2 separate regions of the Homo sapiens genome follow, and region 2 is linked to region 1. Evidence: read pairs that join two places in POLR2A ChIA-PET (ENCODE). Cell type or tissue: IMR-90. All regions are shown on one strand. Each heading gives the region's core, and the rest is flanking DNA. Links, peaks and the distances in the headings are about the cores only.

Region 1 (2,910 bases), core at 279-2,778:
GCCAACATGGTGAAACCCTGTCTCTACTAAAAATACAAAAAATTAGCCAGGTGTGGTGGCAGGCATCTGTAATCCCACGTATTTGGGAAGCTGAGGCAGGAGAAATCGCTTGAACCTAGGAGGCGGAGGTTGCAGTGCGCTGAGATCATGCCATTGCACTCCAGCCTGGGCAACAAGAGCGAAACTTCATCTCAAAAAAAATAAATAAATAATAAAGAAACACCAATAGAAACAGCACCTGCTCTATCTGAAATGCAGCACCTAGATCAAGACATATCTATGAAGCCTGATGAATTTTGTTTATAACTGTTGAATGGATACATGCAAGTTCCCTGATAGACAGTATGTCAAGAGCTTTATAGTGTTGTGTGGCCTCGGACCAATAAATGATGTACCTACACTACATGTGCCATTATTTCAACCCAAAAAGTCTAGGGGTGAATGTTTTACAAGTTGTCCCTTATTTCCCCTTAGGAAATAGTTGTTTTTTGTTGTTGTTTTTTTTAAATTTTGGTTTAAACCCTTTTAAGCCATGAAATGTTCCATAACTAACTGCTTCTCTCCAAAGAAAGCCTGTTTGAAATCTATCCCACCTTCTTTTCATGTTATGGACCAATTAAAATTTTCTCTTCTTTATTCATAGCAGCTAGAATAAACTAAACGATAGTTGTTTGCCCAGAGTTATTCAACACCAAGTGTTACTTCATCATAACGTTAGAGCAGTGACTTGGGCATATTTTCTCCGATATATTTCAAAATAAATTCTGAGGAGAAAAAGTGACATAATTTCATTATTGAAGGTGTATCCGTACCTTCTGCCATTTTACCTTTTTTCCAAAGTTAAAATTATTTACATGGGCTGCGTACAGTGACTCATACCTGTAATCCCAGCACTTTGGGAGGCCGAGGCGAATGGATTGCTTGAGCCCAGCAGTATGAGACCTGCCTAGGCAACATGGTGAAACTCTGTCTCTACAAAAAGTACAAATTTTAGCCGGAGTGATGGTGCACATCTGTAGTCCCAGCTACTCCGGAGGCTGAGGTGGGAAGATTACCTGAGCCCGGGAGGTGGTGGCTGCAGTGAGCGGTGACTGCCCCACTGCACTCCAGCCTGGGTGACAGAGTGAAACCCTGTCTAAAGAAAAAAATTATTTAAAGAGATAAACATTTAAAACATTTAGATCAACTATAACCAAGGTTTTGGTTAAATCTGTATTCGCAGGCAGTACTTTTTTTTTTTTTTTTTTTTTGAGACAGGGTGTTGCTCTGTGGCCAGACTGGAGCACAGTGGTACGATCATAGCTCACTGCAACCTCAAACTCCTGGGTTCAGGGGATCCTCCTGCCTCAGCCTCCCAAGTAGCTGGGACTACAGGGCCCACCCCACCATGCCTGGCTAATTTTTTTTTTTCTTAGATGCGGGGTCTGACTATGTTGCCCAGGCTGGTCTTGAACTCCTGGGCTCAAGCCAACCTCTCACCTCAGCCTTCCAAAGTGCTGGGATTATCCCCACTAAAAATTTGATCCATTATTTTTTTAAAGGGTGAGTCAGCAAAATATGTCCTGACATGGAATGCTCTGAAACATGCTGTTGAATGAAAAAAAAAAAAAAGAAAAAGAAAAAGAAAAGAAGAAAAACAAATTACAAGCTGACATTTACACATAACAATGTACATAATGTAACTGGAGGGTTACTGTGTGTTTGCTAAGGATACACGTTTATGTTAACCCACTGGCCAGGTCTGGAACTACACACACAGCCTAATAACAGCTGTTACCTTTTGGGGGTTTATGGGGTTGGTTAAAGAGACTCCAACTTTATCTGTAATGTTTCCATTTCTCACAGTGAAAGGTAGTAGTTACATAATTTGTGTAATTAAAAGTTAATTTTTGAAAATAGCCACGCCCTCCCTCAAAAAAAAAGAAAGAAACAAAAAAAAAGATTAGCCAGTCATAGTGGTATGCGCCTGTAGTCCCAGCTACTTGAGAGGCTGAGGCAGGAGGATCACTTGAACACAGTTTTAGGGTACAGTGAGCCAAGATTGCATCACTGCACTCCAGCCTGGGCAACAGAGTGAGACCCTGTCTCTAAAATTAAAATAAATGAAGCCTGGGCACAGTGGCTCACGCCTGTAATAACAGCATTTTGGGAGGCTGAGGCAGGCGATCACTTGAGGCCAGGAGTTCGAGACCAGCCTAGCCAACATGGCGAAACCCCATCTCTACTAAAAATACAAAAATTAGCCAGGCATGGTGGCGTGCACCTGTGGTCCCAGCTACTCAGGAGGCTGAAGCAGGAGGATTCCTTGAGCCTGGGAGGCGGAGGTTGCAGTGAGCTGTCACTGCACTCCAACCTGGGCGACAGACCCTGTCTCAAAAATAAAACAAATAATAAAATAAAATAAAATAAAATAAAATCAGCCACAAAAATATTACAAGGCAGCTGGGCCTGGTGGCTCATGCCTGTAATCCCAGCACTTTGGGAGGCTGAGGAGGGCAAATCACTTGAGCCCAGGAGTTCAAGACCAGCCTGGGTAAAACCCAACTCCACAAAAAATGATAATAATGATTAAATAATTACGAAGCCATTTGCTACTTCAGGCTGCTGCAGGTTAATCTCTTCTTGAACACCATTGTCATGTTGATCTTTAGTTAGTTATTAGCTAATGATTTTTAAAATTGTATCACCCTTCCGCTCAAAAGTCCCTATGGCTCCCAAAACCAACTCCTTAACCTGGCCCCAGCCCAGGTGTGCTCTGGCCTTCCACATCACCACCCCAGTGCCCTGCTCCTAAGGCATCTTGGAAGGTCCCAAGGCCAGGTCTTTGCTTATGCAGTTCCCATCCGGAAAGCACGGCACCTGCCTCTCTCCCTACTCAAATCCTACGCATGGTTCAAGGCCCAGCTATGA
Region 2 (2,910 bases), core at 90-2,589, 210 kb after region 1:
TTGGCCTCCCAAAGTGCCGAGATTGCAGCCTCTGCCCGGCCGCCACCCCGTCTGGGAAGTGAGGAGCGTCTCTGCCTGGCCGCCATCCCATCTGGGAAGTGAGGAGCGCCTCTTCCCGGCCGCCATCACATCTAGGAAGTGAGGAGCGTCTCTGCCCGGCCGCCGATCGTCTGGGATGTGAGGAGCGCCTCTGCCCGGCCGCCACCCCGTCTGGGAGGTGAGGAGCGTCTCTGCCCAGCCACCCCGTCTGAGAAGTGAGGAGCCTCTCCGCCCGGCAGCCACCCCGTCCGGGAGGGAGGTGGGGGTGGTCAGCCCCCCGCCCGGCCAGCCGCCCCATCCGGGAGGTGAGGGGCGCCTCTGCCCGGCCGCCCCTACTGGGAAGTGAGGAGCCCCTCTGCCTGGCCACCACCCCGTCTGGGAGGTGTGCCCAACAGCTCATTGAGAAGGGGCCAGGATGACAATGGCGGTTTTGTGGAATAGAAAGGGGGGAAAGGTGGGGAAAAGATTGAGAAATCGGATGGTTGCCGTGTCTGTGTAGAAAGAAGTAGACATGGGAGACTTTTCATTTTGTTCTGTACTAAGAAAAATTCTTCTGCCTTGGGATCCTGTTGATCTGTGACCTTACCCCCAACCCTGTGCTCTCTGAAACATGTGCTGTGTCCACTCAGAGTTAAATGGATTAAGGGCGGTGCAAGATGTGCTTTGTTAAACAGAAAAAAAAAAAAAAAAAAAAAAAAAGAAAGATTTGGGATCCGAAACCCTGTCATCATTTGTTATGAGTGCTGATGCTAGAGAAAAGCACGTTTAATTAATGAGAATGAGCTGGCAGATGGAGGCTCCAGAGGGGATCTGAAGGGGGCTTCTGAGCATGTCCAAGGGCTCAGGGGGTTGACACGGGTCTCTTTGTAATGCTTAATTTTCCTTCATGTGATATGGTTTTCCTTTTTTTTTTATATATATATAATATGGGTGTATCTAGGAGAATACACCTCTCCTATTTTCTTTTTACAGGTGTACAAAGAAAATGTGAATCTTTGCAACCCCACCATGTTTCCAGCCATTTTTTTTTTTACTCACAAGTGGACTCCACAGGAGGGAGGGGAGAGCAGGAGGTTGTCTCACAGCACCTGGGCAAGAGGTGGCAAAAGGAAGGCAGGTGAGGCGCTGAGAAGAAGGAGAAAAGCATGAAGTGAACTTGAGGAGCTGGGTCTGCAGAGGAATGACCTGCACCTGCTGCAAGATGTCCCCGCCTTCTTTATCACTGTGATGAGATGTATTCAAACTCACGTTTCCCAGCTGGGTGCAGTGACTCATGCCTGTAATGCCAGCACTTTGGGAGGCGAGGCGGGGGATCACCTGAAGTCAGGAATTCAAGACCAGCCTGGCCAACATGGTGAAACCCCATCTCTACTAAAAATACAAAAAAAAAAAAAAAAAAAAAAAAAAAGGCCAGCGCAGTGGCTTACGCCTGTAATCCCAGCACTTTGAGAGGCTGAGGCGGGTGGATCACCTGAGGTCAGCAGTTCGAGACCAGCCTGGCTAACATGGTGAAATCCCGTCTTTACTAAACATACAAAAAATTAGCCAGGCGTGGTAGTGGTCGCCTGTAATCCCAGCTACTCGGGAGGCTGAGGCAGGAGAATCGCTTGAACCTGGGAGGCGGAGGTTGCAGTGAGCTGAGATCGTGCCATTGCACTCCAGCTGGGTGACAAAAGCAAAACTTTGTCTCAAAATAAATAAATAAATAAATAAATTAGCTGGGCGTGGTGGCCCATGGCTGTAATCCTAGCTACTCTGGAGGCTGAGGCAGGAGAATCACTTGAACCCAGGAGGCAGAGGTTGCTGTGGGCCAAGATCAAGCCACTGCACTCCAGACTGGGCAACAGAGCAAGACTCCGTCTCAAACAAAAGCAACAACAACAAAAAACTCATGCTTCCCAATACTCAGCATTTCCTCTCTCAGACTATCTAGAAGTATGGGGGCAGCCACCAAGCTATCCCTAGGAATAGCTGCCCCCTCCTCCACATTGGTCACTAAGGACAATTCTCTGACATACCTGTATGCAGTTTCCACTCCCATGAAGCAAGTAGATTTTTTTTTTTTTTTTGAGACGGAGTCTCACTCTGTGGTCCAGGCTGGAGTGGCAATCTCGGCTCATTGAAACCTCCACCTCCCAGGTTCAAGTGATTCTCCTGCCTCAGCCTCCCAAGTAGCTAGCACCACCAGGCCTGACTAATTTTTGTATCTTTAGTAGAGACGGGGTTTCAATATGTTGGCCAGGCTGGTCTGAAACCCATGACCTCAGGTGATCCACCCGCCTCAGCCTCCCAAAGTGCTAGGATTACAGGCGTGAGCCACCATGCCCAGCTGAAGCAAGCAGATTGTATATCTGCCTCCTTCTCCTTTCCCTTGTGCTTCTTCTCCCACCCACAATAAGGCCACATTTCTTTGCCTAAATCACAAATCTTTTTTGTTGTTGTTTTGTTTTTTGAGACAGAGTCTCAATCTGTTGCCCAAGCTAGAGTACAGTGGCATGATCTCAGCTCACTGCAACCTCTGCCTCCCAGGTTCAAGTGATTCTCCTGCCTCAGCCTCCCAAGTAGCTGGGACTACAGGCATGTGCCACCACACGTGGCTAGTTTTTGTATTTTTAGTAGAGACAAGGTTTCACCATGTTCAGGCTGGTCTCGAACTCCTGACCTCAAGTGATCCACCCACCTCAGCCTTCCAAAGTGCTGGGATTACAGGCATGAGGCAACGCGCCTGGCCTGTACTTTCATTTCTCTATGTTTTTGTTTAGATTATTCTTCCATCCTTCCCTTTTCCAGCAAATGAAACAGCTTTTCCCAGGAGCTCCATCTATATGGTTATTGCATTAATTTTATGGGTGTTTTTTTGTTTTTGTTTTT

Evidence for each region. Peaks named below come from ENCODE experiments on the same cell type or tissue, not always from the same donor. Only the 100,000 strongest peaks of a DNase experiment are listed, where the experiment ranks them.
Region 2: POLR2A ChIA-PET joins it to region 1 with 10 read pairs; 2 of 35 experiments call an interaction of 5 or more read pairs at or near these places.

What each region holds. Positions count from the first base shown.
Region 1 is chr15:89,771,478-89,774,387 of GRCh38, forward strand. LOC124903550 (a long non-coding RNA gene) reads right to left here. Exons shown (of 2, transcript XR_007064751.1): 2 at 617-2,910. Among named protein-coding and RNA genes, the nearest start is that of MESP2, 3.4 kb to the right of the region's middle. In IMR-90, for the core only: no CTCF peak of the experiment used is centred there; a DNase peak (open chromatin) is centred at 1,614; H3K27ac peaks cover 356 bases.
Region 2 is chr15:89,977,827-89,980,736 of GRCh38, forward strand. No RefSeq gene overlaps it. Among named protein-coding and RNA genes, the nearest start is that of ZNF710, 22 kb to the right of the region's middle. In IMR-90, for the core only: no CTCF peak of the experiment used is centred there; no DNase peak of the experiment used is centred there; H3K27me3 peaks cover 526 bases.